2 separate regions of the Homo sapiens genome follow, and region 2 is linked to region 1. The links are chromatin contacts, found by Hi-C or POLR2A ChIA-PET in ENCODE. All regions are on one chromosome and are shown on one strand. Each heading gives the region's core, a stretch centred on a gene start or an enhancer-like site at or near the end of the contact. The rest is flanking DNA. Distances are from core to core; before and after follow the strand shown.

The links. A loop is a pair of places that touch in the nucleus more often than their neighbours do. ChIA-PET counts read pairs that join two places held with the same protein, here RNA polymerase II (POLR2A). Pooled maps may share reads with other maps.
Region 2: a loop to region 1 is called in a map of OCI-LY7, with 7 times the contacts of the local background. The contact joins the promoter of HMGB3 here to the promoter of MTMR1 in region 1. A Hi-C loop is called at or near these places in 1 of 168 maps with a recorded cell type or tissue (OCI-LY7), 15 of 37 single-sample maps with no recorded cell type and 12 of 50 pooled maps. POLR2A ChIA-PET finds 5 or more read pairs at or near these places in 3 of 52 experiments (HEK293, WTC11 and activated CD4-positive, alpha-beta memory T cell).

What each region holds. Positions count from the first base shown.
Region 1 is chrX:150,689,788-150,696,914 of GRCh38, forward strand. MTMR1 (myotubularin related protein 1) reads left to right here and starts at 3,609. Exons shown (of 16, transcript NM_001306144.3): 1 at 3,609-3,889. The coding sequence starts at 3,744. RefSeq lists silencers at 3,540-3,609, 3,920-4,059 and enhancers at 4,953-5,052, 5,073-5,152.
Region 2 is chrX:150,981,925-150,988,664 of GRCh38, forward strand. HMGB3 (high mobility group box 3) reads left to right here and starts at 1,411. Exons shown (of 5, transcript NM_005342.4): 1 at 1,411-1,452; 2 at 3,671-3,825; 3 at 4,127-4,266; 4 at 5,204-5,378; 5 at 5,853-6,740. The coding sequence starts at 3,676. The coding sequence ends at 5,990. RefSeq lists an enhancer at 425-1,120 and a silencer at 1,242-1,441.

The DNA of each region.
Region 1 (7,127 bases), core at 2,359-4,858:
GTGGCAAGGTTGCACTGCAGAACAGCATGCCACCCTGTAGAGACTGGGGTTCAGGATGCAGATCCAAGATATTGCTGTGGCTGCTGATTTTGCTGTGAATAATAAACTGTCTTTGTTTCGGATCCAGAGGCTTTATATTTTCTCTCAGAGTGTTAGAGTGTGGTGATCAACTAAATTTTCAGCTTGCTAGTAGGGTAAAATCTTAGATTATAACAGCTTCTGACCTACTACTGTGGAGTACCCTCCTTGGAGTGTGGCTGTGATTTGTGCATGGATTCCTATAGCTGAATGGGGAAGGGAGCTGAGCAGGTAGGGGATTACTTCTCTGGATCATTCATCAAGAGCAATGCTTGGGTGCTCTATTGCTGCACAAAAAATCACCCCAAAACCTAGTGGCTTAAAACCATAATTCATTAGTTTTCAAAAATCTGTGAGTCAATTGTATGATTCATCAGCTTCATGTGGTGTTGGCTAGGCCACCAGAATGACTGAAAGGCTTGAAATGGCCTCACTCACATAGCTGGCAGTTAGTGCTGGCTTCTGGCCATGCTGCCTGGGGAACTCAGCTAGGGCTATTGGCTGAGAGCTTTGGTTCTCTTCCATATGGGCCTCTCCCTGTGGCTGCTTGGGCTTCCTCAGAGTATGGCAGCTGACTTCCAAGAAGGAGTATGCACAGAAAGCAAACTGGAAGTTGCAAATCCCTTAAGGGTTAGCCTTGGAAATTATACAGCATCACCTCTGCTACATTCTATTGGTCAAAGGGGTTACAGGGCCAGTCCACATTCAAGGAGAAGGTAAACAGAATCCACCTCTTGATGTATGAGTGGTAAGATCACCTTGCAAAAGAGTGTGTGGGATGGGGGATATTATTGCAGCAGTCTTTGGAAGCACAATCTATCAAATGGACGTAGATGGGGGACTATACAATAGTATTTCTCCAAGTGCAGCAAGCCCCGCATCAGAATCATGGGAGCATTTGCTGAAAATGCAGACTGGGGCTGATTCTTGCACACTAACATTTGAGATCTGGTGAGCTGCAGAACAAAGCCCAAACTTCTTGGCCTACCACCAGTCCAGATCCTCACTTATCTTGTCTGACTTTATGCTCCAGTAACACTCGATTTCTTGGCATTCTCTTGCACATAATAAGCTATTTAACCTACAGATAGAGTTTGGATGTTTGTGCCGTCCAAATCTCATGTTGAAATGTGAGCCCTAATGTTGGAGTTGGGGCTGAGTAAGGGGTGTCTGGGTTGCAAACTGGATTGTGAACATCCTGAAGGTGGACCCCTCAGGAAAGGCTTTGTGCCCTCCCCGTGGTAATGAGTGAATCCTCGTTCTATGAGTTCATGCAAGAGCTGGTCGTTTGAAAGAGTCTGGTGCCTCCCTCACCTTTCACTTGCTCCTTCTCTCACCATTTGACATGCCTGTTTCCTCTTCGCCTTCCACCATGATTGTAAGCTTGCTGAGGCCCTTACCAGAAGCAGATGCCAGCACAATGCTTCTTGTACGGTCTGCAGAACTGTGAGCCAAAATAAACTTCTTTTCTTTATAAATTACCAGGTCTCTGGTATTCCTTTACAGCAAAGCAAAACAGATTAATATACCTACTAATCCACACCTTTGCCCATAACTGTGCCTTCTGCCTGGAATAACTTGACTCCTTTGCCTCATCAAGGATTTACTCATCTTTAAAGATTCAGTTTTATGTCACCTTTTTGGGGAAGTTTTCCTGACCTCCTCTTCTCCTATGGATTGGGGTAGGTGTTCCACATCCTGTGCAATTGTCCCCATTATAGCACTTGCCAACTTGTAATGTCATTGTTAATTTGTCTGTCCCCTTCACTGGATTGTGAACATCTTAGGCAGGGATATGTCAGATTCATCTCTGTCCTCTAAATCCTAAGTGTACTTAACTGAATTGGAAGTATGACAGTGTCACAGTGAATTCCTCTTTGGCCTAATGTTTCTTAAAGAATATGGTACTTAAAATATGCTTAAAGTTGCACTGTTTTCTTTCTGACAATTCTCAGCACAGCTAAGATGCTTGCAGCTACTTGTAACAAAATACCCAACTAAAAGTGGGTGTCTTAGTGTGCTTAGGCTGCCAAAACAAAATACCATAGACTGGGTGGCTTAAACAACAGAAATTTTCTCACAACTCTGGAGGCTGGAAAGTCCAAGATTAAGTGTCCAGCAGGGACCTAGTAAGGGCTCTGTTCCTGGCTTGCAGATGGCCACCTTCTTGCTGTGTACTCACACGGCCTTTTCTCAGTGTGTGCATGTGAGTGCATGAGATCAAGCTCTCTGGTGACCCTTCTTAAAAAGCACCAGTTCCATCAGACTAGAGCTTGGCCCTCATGACCTAATTGCCTCTCAAAGACCCCATCTCCAAATACCATCACACAGGGAATTAGGGCTTCAACATATGGACTTCAGGGGGATGAAAACATTCAGTCCATAACAGTGGGTTAACCATTTGATTTAATAATTTTAGAAAGCCAGCAACCTGCAGTCGGTGATTCTCCAGTGTGAGATAGGAGCTATTATTGTCTGGGGATCTTCCTTTCCTTCCTCCTAGCCCTCCTCACTCTGTCATCTTCTTACCCCAGGCTCACCTCCTCTTGTGCGTAAGATGGCTGTCGGGGCTTCAGGCATCATATCCTCAAAGTTCAGTTTGAAGTTATTAAGCTGGTGGGGCAGGATGGGTCTGGGATGGGCATGAGTAACTCCCTGTCTGCAGATCTGCCTTTTAACAGTGAGCAAATTGTTCCCTTTATATCTTCTTTTCCAGACCTGGGTCGCAGGCCTCCTGTCTACACCCAGAGCAATCACAGGCAAAGAGGCTTAATCACGAGCCACACACCCACTCCCAACTTAATCAGGGGTGAGGTGAGAGGGGATGAGCTGTTGGATATTCGAACCCAAACAAAATGAGCAAGGAAATAAATCTAGCCCAGAAAGCAAATGTCCTAAATGCCTCACCAAGATATTGGCTTGATGTTCATAGCAGTGATTTTTTAATCAACAGAAGTTAAATGTTACTCTTAACATAAACCATGGGCGGAAGCTCCGAGGGCGGCATCAGAACACTTGGTTGCCCTACAGATGGCAAGGGGGTGGGTTTGTGGCGGGGCGGCGGGGTGCGTATGGAGGGGGAGAGTGGAGGGAAGAATGGGGTGGGGAGGAATTGCTAAAATGCACGGAATTGCTCCTGCTTCAAGATGTCAAGACCGAGGGAGCTTGAGCTGTTCTATACCTTTTCCGGGAAGGACAACTGAGGTGGGAAATCATTTTTGATACTTGAATGTCTTCAAACTTCTTTTTACACCCCACGTCTCTGCAGTCAACCCGGTGTGACTATAGAGTGAAGCACGCTACGCATAATCCGTTTGGGGATTCCGAACCCCAGTGGCTCTGTACGCACCCAGGTCGCTGGAGCAGGAGGTCCCAGATCCCCGCTGTAAGGCTCCGTGGGCGAGCGCCCAGGTGGGGCTGGGCGAGGTGGGGGTTCCCGGCGCCGGCCCCGCGCGCCGCCCTCCCCGCCCCCGCTCCCGCCCCCCGACCCCCGCGCGCGCGGCCTTGTGGGTAACGCGGGGCCGCCAGGTGACAGCTAATGGCGGCGGCCGCCTGAGGCGGGCGGGCGGTATAGAGCGGGCGGCAGGAGGCAAGCAGCGAAACCTTCCCGGCCGCCGCTCCCGTCCCGACGGCGGCTTCCCCAAGGCGGCAGGACTCGGCGCGCCATGGACAGGCCGGCGGCGGCGGCGGCGGCGGGCTGCGAGGGCGGCGGGGGCCCGAACCCGGGGCCGGCGGGCGGCAGGAGGCCTCCTCGGGCCGCGGGGGGCGCCACCGCCGGCTCCCGGCAGCCCAGCGTGGAGACCCTGGACAGGTAAGCGGGGCCCGGGCTGCCCCGGCCTCCCGCGCCCCGACTCCCGAGGGCCCCGCGCGAGGCCAGCCCGCCCCCTCCCCGCGCGCTGCGCAGGGCCTGGCGGTGGCGGGGTGGGCGGCCCCTCTTCATCCCCTCTGGGCCCTCCTCCCCCCCACCCCCGGAAACCTCAGCGCCCCATCCGGGGACTGCTGCCCTCGGACCTGCTGCGGGCCGCGCACCTGGCTCACTTCCGCCCCGAGAGCCCCAGCTCCTGGAACCCCGGGAGGGGCTTCGCAGCTGTCAAACCACTTCCGGCGCCGCCACCTGCTGCCCTTGGCGATCGCTTGGCTGTCCCTGCCCAGGCCACCAATCCTCTTGGGAGGGAGATCCCACCCGGGCTCTCCTCTTCTAGCATCACCTTGCCTCGTGTGGTTTTAAGACCCCAATTCTGCTGTGGCTGCTTAGGGTCTTTGATGGGGGGTTGGGAGTGAGGACGGGGAGATGGGACCCCGCGGGCGTGGGAGCTGGTGCAGATCGAGGCAAAAATCTGAGATGGAAAACGTCCAAACTGCTCAGGAGGCAAGAAAACAGAACCATTTACTTTCAGTTCTTCACACTTTGAGGGAACCAGTTTATTGTTTTCATGAACACACAAGCAAGCCTACTGCTTCTGAGGCAGCTGCAGAACTAAGAGAAATCAGTTAGAAACATAAAGTGACCGTGTCGAACTGGGAGGGGCCACCGCCTCCTCCGACGACAAGAGATGGCCTATCGTGTAACCCGGAACATCCAGTTTTCCCACAACTTGGCCATTTCCCTGACACCAGAGTGCACTCAGGCAGCATGCACTGTTGGAATGTAGCTCAGTCAGTTTTACATGCCCATTCCTGCCTGTCTTGGTCATCCCATTGTGCCAAACTTTTGGGAGTTTCCAAAAGCACAGAAACAAGAAACATTCCCTTCACTTTTGTTTCTACCTCAGTGTAATTACAATATATTTTAATAAATTAATCACCCAAGTGGTTAGTGTCACTGAAAACCAGTCACAGCTAAGACAGCACTTGAAATGGTGAGGACTTCACTCATCTGCAAATATTCAACCACACACGAGGTCTGGGCGATTCAGAGAATAGCACAACACGGCTTTTGCTGCCTTACCATTTTGCTAGACTTACCATCTAGTGGAGAATACAAACCAACCAACAGTGGAAATCGAATGTGATAAATGAGATAGGTGGTAGAGGCGAACACAGAAGTACTCAGGATGGGCATGCATCAGAATCATTTAAGAAGCCAAAGGAGACCAGAATGTGTCACCCCCAAATATGCCTCATCTTCTGGTTTCCTTCAGAGATTTTGATGATCAGGGAAAGCCTGAGAAAGCTGACATTTGAGTAATGCCCCCAAAGAGGCGAGGGATCCAGCCATACAGATACCTGGGGGTGATAGTATTCTAGTCAGAGGCCTGTGCAAAGCCCCTGAGGTGAATGTGAGCCAAGTGTTCCTAGATCAGCGAGGAGACTAGGTGTCACTAGCAGGGAGGGAGCTAGGGAGAGACAAGTAAGGGATGACGTTAGAGAAGTCACAGAGCCAGATGGTGGAGAGCCTCAGAGGCCATGGGGAGCCACTGGGGACTTTGTGCAGAGGAGTGACATCATCTGTTGTAGATTTCAGTAGGCTCTCCATGGTGCTATGTGGACAATAGAGTGAAAGGGGAAGGAGCTGAAGCAGAGACTGTCAGTAGGAGGCTATTGTAGTAAGCCAAGTGAGATGGTGGTCCAGAGTGGAGCGGAGGAGGGGAGAAGTGGTCAGATACTACATGTAATTTGAAGACCTGCAGGGTAGAGCCAATGGGGTTTGCTGAAGATTGGTTGGTTGGTATGAGAGAAGAATCTGGGAGAATTCCAAAATTTTAGCTTGTGGGAAAATTGTGTTGCTGAGATGGAGAAGTCTTTCTAAGGTGGAGCAGGGTTAGAAAATAGCAGGCTCTTCGCTCTGGACATATCAATTTTGAGATGCCAATTATATGTCCCAGAATAGATGTCAAAGATATAGTTGATCTATCTGAGCCTGGAGTTCAGGGTTGTCTGGGCTGGAGATTCAAACTGGGGAGTCATGGGCTTATAGATGAGGCTTAAATTCATGAGGCAGGTGGAGTTCACAGAAGAATGATGGAGGTCTGGAAAAGGGAATTGGGCTAGGAATAGGGCTGGGTGGATTTTCAAGATGCTTACCAGGTAAGAGTGACCCGACATGGTGAGCATTCAGATGTGAGGGGGGAGTGCCGGGTGGACTCCAAGGCAAACCTCAGCTTTCTAGCGTGTGGGGGCCGGATAACTGGCTGTGCTGCGCCCTGAGTTAGGAAACACAGGAGCAGAGTAGGTTGCGGGGCTGAGCGGCTGATGCTGGTTTAGACAGGTTGAATTGGCAGGGTCTCTGGGCCAGACTAGTGGACAGGTCTTGTAGGAACATCAGCATTGAGATCAGGAGAGTCCAGGTTGGAGAAACAGAGCTGGGAGCCTCCAGCCTGTAAGTAGTTATTGACACCAGGAGTATAGAGGGCAATTGCACAGACTACAGAGAAGGGATGGGGGAGGAATCATGGCCTCCTTTCTCAGTTCTGTCAGCTCAACAAGCTCAGATTCACACTTTTCTTTGAAGAGTGACCTCTAGAATGGAACCTGGCTCTATGGGTGGGACTTGGCCATGTCCCTGGGACTATGGGGCCTTCACTTCTCTTCTGAATACTGTAATTAATAATGAGGAAGCTGTGGTCCTGTAAGAGGATGTGTCTTGCCAAAGATCATGGAGTTAGCTGGTGACAGAAGCAGGACTCATGTCCAGGCCTCCTGTCTGCTAACCCACTGTGCTTCACTGTGTGTAACTACATTGGCCAGGATGCTTCTGGTTGCAGGTGACAGAAACCACAGTTCAATCTAGCTTAAGGCAAATGAGATGCCCTGGCTCACAGAACTGCTCCAGACAGGAGGAGAGATGGCCACAGGCACAGTTGAGGTCAGGATTGCAAACAGTGTTGTCGGGACTCCCCATCTCTCTCTCCCTCTCTCTTTTATTTTCCCTCACTTTTTAATCGCTGTGAGTTCCTTAAGATGGTAGGGGTGGGGTGGGGTGGGGAGTGGCCTCCAGCAGCTCTGGATACAGATCCATGTATTTCAGGATCCAAGGGGAAAAGTCTGGGATTGGCTGGTCCTAGGTAACTCACCTACAAGTGGGAGCAGGTGGAGGAAGGGGTCAACCT
Region 2 (6,740 bases), core at 161-2,660, 290 kb after region 1:
GCCACGGTTTCTGGAAGCAGCATTTGGAAAATTCATGTTCTGGTGGGGCTTATTTCTGAATATAGGACTCATAAATAGCTGGATCTCTTGGCCTTTCAAAGAAAAGAAAAACCAAACTCATGACATCTCTTCCTTTGCATTATTTTCTCCAACTGTCAATCTTTAAACTGCTCTTTTTCTCACCCTTTCATTCTTTCCAGGCAAGGGCCCTCAGATACTTTCTTTCCAAATAGGGCTGATACTTGCATTTGAAGTGGAGTATTTCTTCCTTGCGTGGGACTGTCCTATGCAATGTAGGATATTTAGTATCCCCGGCCGTTCCTTCCTCTTATTGAATTCCAGCAACACCTGCCAGTCATCCAGGCACCGGCCCCACGAATTTCAGAACATCCCTTACAGAAGTGACACTGCGGCTCCTATACTTTGAAAAACATTGCCTGAATCCCCAAAGAAGTGACTAGCTCAAGGCCATACCACCAGCCAATGGCAAAGTGGAGATCAAGTCAAATCCCATTCATTCATTCATTCACTCATTCATTCCCGAAGCTTTAATTCTTTGCTCTAGGGTGTGTCAGGAGAGCAGAGGGAATGAGGGCCTTGAACCGAGACAGTGAAGAGGGTAAGAAGAAAAGTGTTATTCTTTGCCCACAAAACTACAATTTCTCACAAATTCTCTGCTCTTGCCAAATTTTGTTTTCCTCTTTTAGCCCGTCGGTTCCGCAATTTCGGGCGCAAATAAAGACCTTCTGGCATTTAGTGGAAAGAGCCTAGTTGAGCACGATCCGCAGAAGCGGAATCAGGTGGCTTTCGGATAGGCAGCGAGATCCGAGGACTAAATCCCGAGGTCTTGGCGAGCAAGCAGCTGCCCTCCGCCAGGCATCGAGGAGCGAGCTGCCGCCGCGTTTCTGTCGCGGCGCCGCGGCCGAACCGGGTAGAGGTGGTCTACCATCGGCCCTTCGTGGTGGGCCCAGGGGTGTTTCCCCGGGCAGGGGAGCTGACTGCAGGCCAGGGGCGCCAAGGCCGCGGTGCGGTGGGAGCAGAGGGCAGCGCAGCGGGGCTGGACTTCATCTTCCCACGCCAGAGGCCGAGGCCTCCGGGAATCGCAGGGCCACCTCTTCAAAGCCCTTGGCGATCCCAGTTCTGTTCCCCGAGGGGGCTGGCGAGGTGGGCGGGGCGGGCAGGCGAGACTAGGTCTTTCCCTGTTTGGCCTCCGTAGCCGGCGCCGGCGGGTCGTTCTGTTTGAATGAATGATCCCAGCAGCCGCGCCCAATGGGCGTCCACGCCTGCTTAATATGCATGAGGCCCGCAGCCAATGGCCAGGCGAGGAGGCTGTTTTAAACGGCAGAGCCCGCTGGCCAATCAGGCGGCTCTCGTGGAGGCAGCTAGCGCGAGGCTGGGGAGCGCTGAGCCGCGCGTCGTGCCCTGCGCTGCCCAGACTAGCGAACAATACAGGTACGTCTCGCACCGCCCGCTCCCGCCGCCGCCGCCGCCGCCGCCGCCGCCGCCGCCGCCGCCGCCGCCGCCGCCGCAGCGCCCGCACAACTTTCCGGCCCGCGCCGCCGTGAGCGCGCCCTGCCGCCGCCTCCCCCTGCCTCTACTCCCCATTCCCTTCCCGCCCCCTCCGCCTTCCCTCCTGCTAGGCGGCCGGGAAGGAAGAAGCAATTCAGGTGTTTCAACTTTTCCAACGCGTTCCCCGAGCTCCCCGCTTTCGGGGGTCGGCCCCCTCGGCGGACGCCCGCCCGTGGCGGCCCCAGGGGCCGCAGCCGGGAACCCAGGGCCCCCGAGGCCAGATGTTTGGGCAGCTGCGGCTGCGGCGGCTGGGCGAGCAGAGGGGCGGCTGCGGGCTGTGGGCGCTGGGCGGCGGCAGCGGGAAGGGGGCCGGGAGTTCCCCGGCCCGCGACGGACTCCGCTGGGGAACGGGCGGCCGGTGCCCGCCGGGGGCTGCGCGGCTGGTGCCCGCCGGGGGCCGCCGCACGGGCAAACTTCGCTCCCGGGCTTGGCCCGGCGCCGCGCGGGCCCGCAGGCTACGCCGCTGGCTCTGCGTTAACATGGCCGTCGCGGAGCGCCCGGTGGCCCGGGGGGGCGCGGGCCGGCCGCCCCCCTCTCGCCTCCCGCCCGCCCGGCGCCGCCGCCGCCGCTAACATGGCTGGCGCGGCGCTGGCCTCCGGCGAGGGCAGGGGAGGCGGGCGGAGCGGTCGGCGGGGCGCCCGGCGGGCTCCGGCCTCGGCCCCGGCGCCCGCGGCCCGGGGCGGGCGGCTCGGAGGGCCGGGGGCGCCGCTGCGGGCCCTGGAGCGGCCGAGCGTCATGGCTGCACGGGCGCCTTTGTTATCCCGAGGAGTGCGCCCCGCGCCGGGGGGCGGGGAGGTCCGGCCCGGGCCCCCGAGCCCCCGGGCGGCCCGGGCGGGGCGGGGCGGGGCGGGGTGGGGGCCGACGGGCGGGCGGCGGCGGCGGGGCCCGGGCCGCTTTGTTCGCCGCTGTCGCCGCCGCCCGCGCCGGCCGCGCGCGGATCAGCCATTTTAGCGAGTGGGACTCCGAGGCGCGGCGGACGCCGCCACCAGTGCCGCGGCTGCCGCCGGCCCGGCCGCACACCCCCCGCGCACCGCCACCGCCGCCGCCCCCGGCCCCGCGCGTCCCCCGGGGATGACAGCGGCGGATTTCAGGGGCACTTTCTTTCATCAGGAGGCTTTTGACAAAATGGAAGGTGAATTACGGGTGTCCCGGTGACCCGGCACGGGGGCCGAGGCGGGCTGCCTGCTGCCGGCCGGGACTCCCCCGCTCCCGGTCCCGCCCCGCCCGGGCCGCCGCTGCGGGTCTCTGTTGGGCAGCCTCCTGGGCGGCTGCTGCCAAGGGGAGCTCTTTAGTTTTACATGATGACCTTGGGTGTGGGAAAAGGAAAAGATGGCGGGAAGCTGGGGGGTGGGACAGGGACGATGACATGCCGCAGCTGCATTTTTATTTGGAAACTTTGGAGAAAGTGTTCTCGGCTGGACCTGCATTCTGGGTTACAGATGAGCACGACTAGCCCTTTTTATACACCCTCCCCCTTTAGATAGTGACGAAGTGATGAATTGAACTAATAGTACGGGGGTACCTGCTCACTTTCCAGATCTCCCGTGTTGTAAAGCCGTTTTTTTAGTAAGCCAAAACACATCAACAATAGTGACAATTTCAGATGTCCCCTACGTATAGTTCTCCTGCTTTGGTCTTGTGTTCAGCAGTGGTAAGAGTTGTTGTTTTTAATTGTGTTAACAGTTAGCAGATGACCAGATAGTCTTAAGTCATAGATTTCAAGCTTCTATCACCCCCACCAAATGTGTCCTCTCTCTACCCTTCCCACTTTGTGATTGTAGTTTCCAAAACATAGCAGTTCTGTAAACGTAACACTGAGTACCCTACTTGGGTCGGCTCCATTTGGAGCACTTGATCGCTTTTGAGAAGTAACTCGCAAACCAGCGCGCTTCGTGCTGGTCAAAAGTTAAATGACAAGCGACAATGAAGCTGATTTCTTTCCTACTCTGCCTTCTGCCACTGGTGTCCGGCATTGGGGGAAGGGGACTTCCTAACAGCAAGTGTAGTTTTAGTTTTGCTCTGCCTTTGGTACGTCTTGTACTTCTTGTCAATTCCTCCTTGCTTTTCCTCATTGTATTTCTTTGTTTCTCTTTTATCACAGTCAGGATGGCTAAAGGTGACCCCAAGAAACCAAAGGGCAAGATGTCCGCTTATGCCTTCTTTGTGCAGACATGCAGAGAAGAACATAAGAAGAAAAACCCAGAGGTCCCTGTCAATTTTGCGGAATTTTCCAAGAAGTGCTCTGAGAGGTGGAAGGTATTTTTCTTTGGTACCCTTCAAACTAGTCTTAGTTGGGTTTCTTACTTTGGGGTTACTTACCTTCAGATTTTCTCCCAGATAGCTGCTTGCTTCCTCTTTTACTTTTACTTAGAATCATTTTTGCTTGTCTTAAGAATTTTGTGTGTGTGCTTTTATTTTTTTAAGGCCCTGCACAGGTTTCAGGCCTTTACCTACCCCCTTTTGCAAGTGGTTCTAGCAACTGCTAGTTTAATCACAAGAAACTGAATAGGTATGTGTTCACTGCATCGAGGGATTTAACGAGTCCTGTTCTTTGCAGACGATGTCCGGGAAAGAGAAATCTAAATTTGATGAAATGGCAAAGGCAGATAAAGTGCGCTATGATCGGGAAATGAAGGATTATGGACCAGCTAAGGGAGGCAAGAAGAAGAAGGATCCTAATGCTCCCAAAAGGCCACCGTAAGTGACTATAGGATTCAAGATAACAATTAATACCTTTTCTTCTGCTTGGAGGATTTGGTTTTTTGGTCGTCCTGTATTTCATTTCAAAATGAAATATTTTTTAAAAGATACTTAAAAGATGGCAATACCTCTGCAAACCATTCTGTACTTGGGCTTTACGATGCAGTGCCAGCGTTGTCTGTGGTTAAGGCTGAAGTGTTTGTGGGCTGTGCTTGCACATTCACAGTGGTTGTCTGTTGGCCTTTCCATTGTGAAGGAGGCACTCTAGTTTTGGTTGTCAGGGTCCTTGAAGTATGTTCTTTATGCCTTTCCTAGTAATTGAAAGACTGGGACAGCACCATATATATATGCGCGTATATATACGCATATGTATTATATATGCATACACACACACAGAGCACCATATATATATGCGCGTATATATACGCATATATTTTATATATGCATACACACACACACGCATACATATTTGAGATGGAGTTTCGCTCTTGACCAGGCTGGAGTGCAAGGTGTGATCTTGGCTCACTGCAACCTCCACCTCCTGGGTTCAAGTGATTCTCCTGCCTCAGCCTCCTGAGTAGCTGGGATTACAGACATGCACCACCATGCCCGGCTAATTTTTTTTATATTTTTAGTAGAGACGGGGTTTCTCCATGTTGGTCAGGCTGGTCTGAAACTCCCAACCTCAGGTGATCCGCCTGCCTCGGCCTCCCAAAGTGCTGGAATTACAGGCGTGAGCCGCGCACCACATATTTTTCTAACCTTATATATTTTAGAACCTACAACTTTGTAGCATTGTATATGGTATCATAGATTACTTCACTTTAGGGAGAAGTCATAGTGGTAGGAGGGAGATGCTTCTCAGGAATGTGGGATTTCAACTTTAACTCAAATTTTTTGTGGTTTCTCATGTAATGTATGTAATTCTTCCAAGGTCTGGATTCTTCCTGTTCTGTTCAGAATTCCGCCCCAAGATCAAATCCACAAACCCCGGCATCTCTATTGGAGACGTGGCAAAAAAGCTGGGTGAGATGTGGAATAATTTAAATGACAGTGAAAAGCAGCCTTACATCACTAAGGCGGCAAAGCTGAAGGAGAAGTATGAGAAGGTAAGGTGGGGCTGGAAGCCTGGACTGGTGAACAGGCAGTGGTTCTGCTATCAGTAGGTTGCAGGGCATGTGGCAGCTTTGCTGGGCTGAGTACTTAGCATAGCGCTCAAGGGCCCATCCCCCTGCAAGGTAGCTACGGGTGCTGGTGTTCATGCTTTTTTTTGACAGGTCTTTGTTTTGGGGACAACTTCAGGCTTGAAAAATTTTCCTTACTCTTTAAGGAAAAAAAAATGTTAACAGAGGATTTGATAGTCCTACTAATGTGACTTGAAGGACACTTGAACACCCACTAACTTTTAAATTCGAATGGCTAAGAACCAAATTCATATATGGAAACACTTCAGATATATATGATAGCAGCACTGTCTTACTTGATTTCAATTCCTGTCCTCTTACCTGAGATGAGGACTGCATGTTTCTACTTTGTGTTAAAACAGCCGCATACTCATTTGAAATGTGTCCCTGTTCCTCTAGGATGTTGCTGACTATAAGTCGAAAGGAAAGTTTGATGGTGCAAAGGGTCCTGCTAAAGTTGCCCGGAAAAAGGTGGAAGAGGAAGATGAAGAAGAGGAGGAGGAAGAAGAGGAGGAGGAGGAGGAGGAGGATGAATAAAGAAACTGTTTATCTGTCTCCTTGTGAATACTTAGAGTAGGGGAGCGCCGTAATTGACACATCTCTTATTTGAGAAGTGTCTGTTGCCCTCATTAGGTTTAATTACAAAATTTGATCACGATCATATTGTAGTCTCTCAAAGTGCTCTAGAAATTGTCAGTGGTTTACATGAAGTGGCCATGGGTGTCTGGAGCACCCTGAAACTGTATCAAAGTTGTACATATTTCCAAACATTTTTAAAATGAAAAGGCACTCTCGTGTTCTCCTCACTCTGTGCACTTTGCTGTTGGTGTGACAAGGCATTTAAAGATGTTTCTGGCATTTTCTTTTTATTTGTAAGGTGGTGGTAACTATGGTTATTGGCTAGAAATCCTGAGTTTTCAACTGTATATATCTATAGTTTGTAAAAAGAACAAAACAACCGAGACAAACCCTTGATGCTCCTTGCTCGGCGTTGAGGCTGTGGGGAAGATGCCTTTTGGGAGAGGCTGTAGCTCAGGGCGTGCACTGTGAGGCTGGACCTGTTGACTCTGCAGGGGGCATCCATTTAGCTTCAGGTTGTCTTGTTTCTGTATATAGTGACATAGCATTCTGCTGCCATCTTAGCTGTGGACAAAGGGGGGTCAGCTGGCATGAGAATATTTTTTTTTTTTAAGTGCGGTAGTTTTTAAACTGTTTGTTTTTAAACAAACTATAGAACTCTTCATTGTCAGCAAAGCAAAGAGTCACTGCATCAATGAAAGTTCAAGA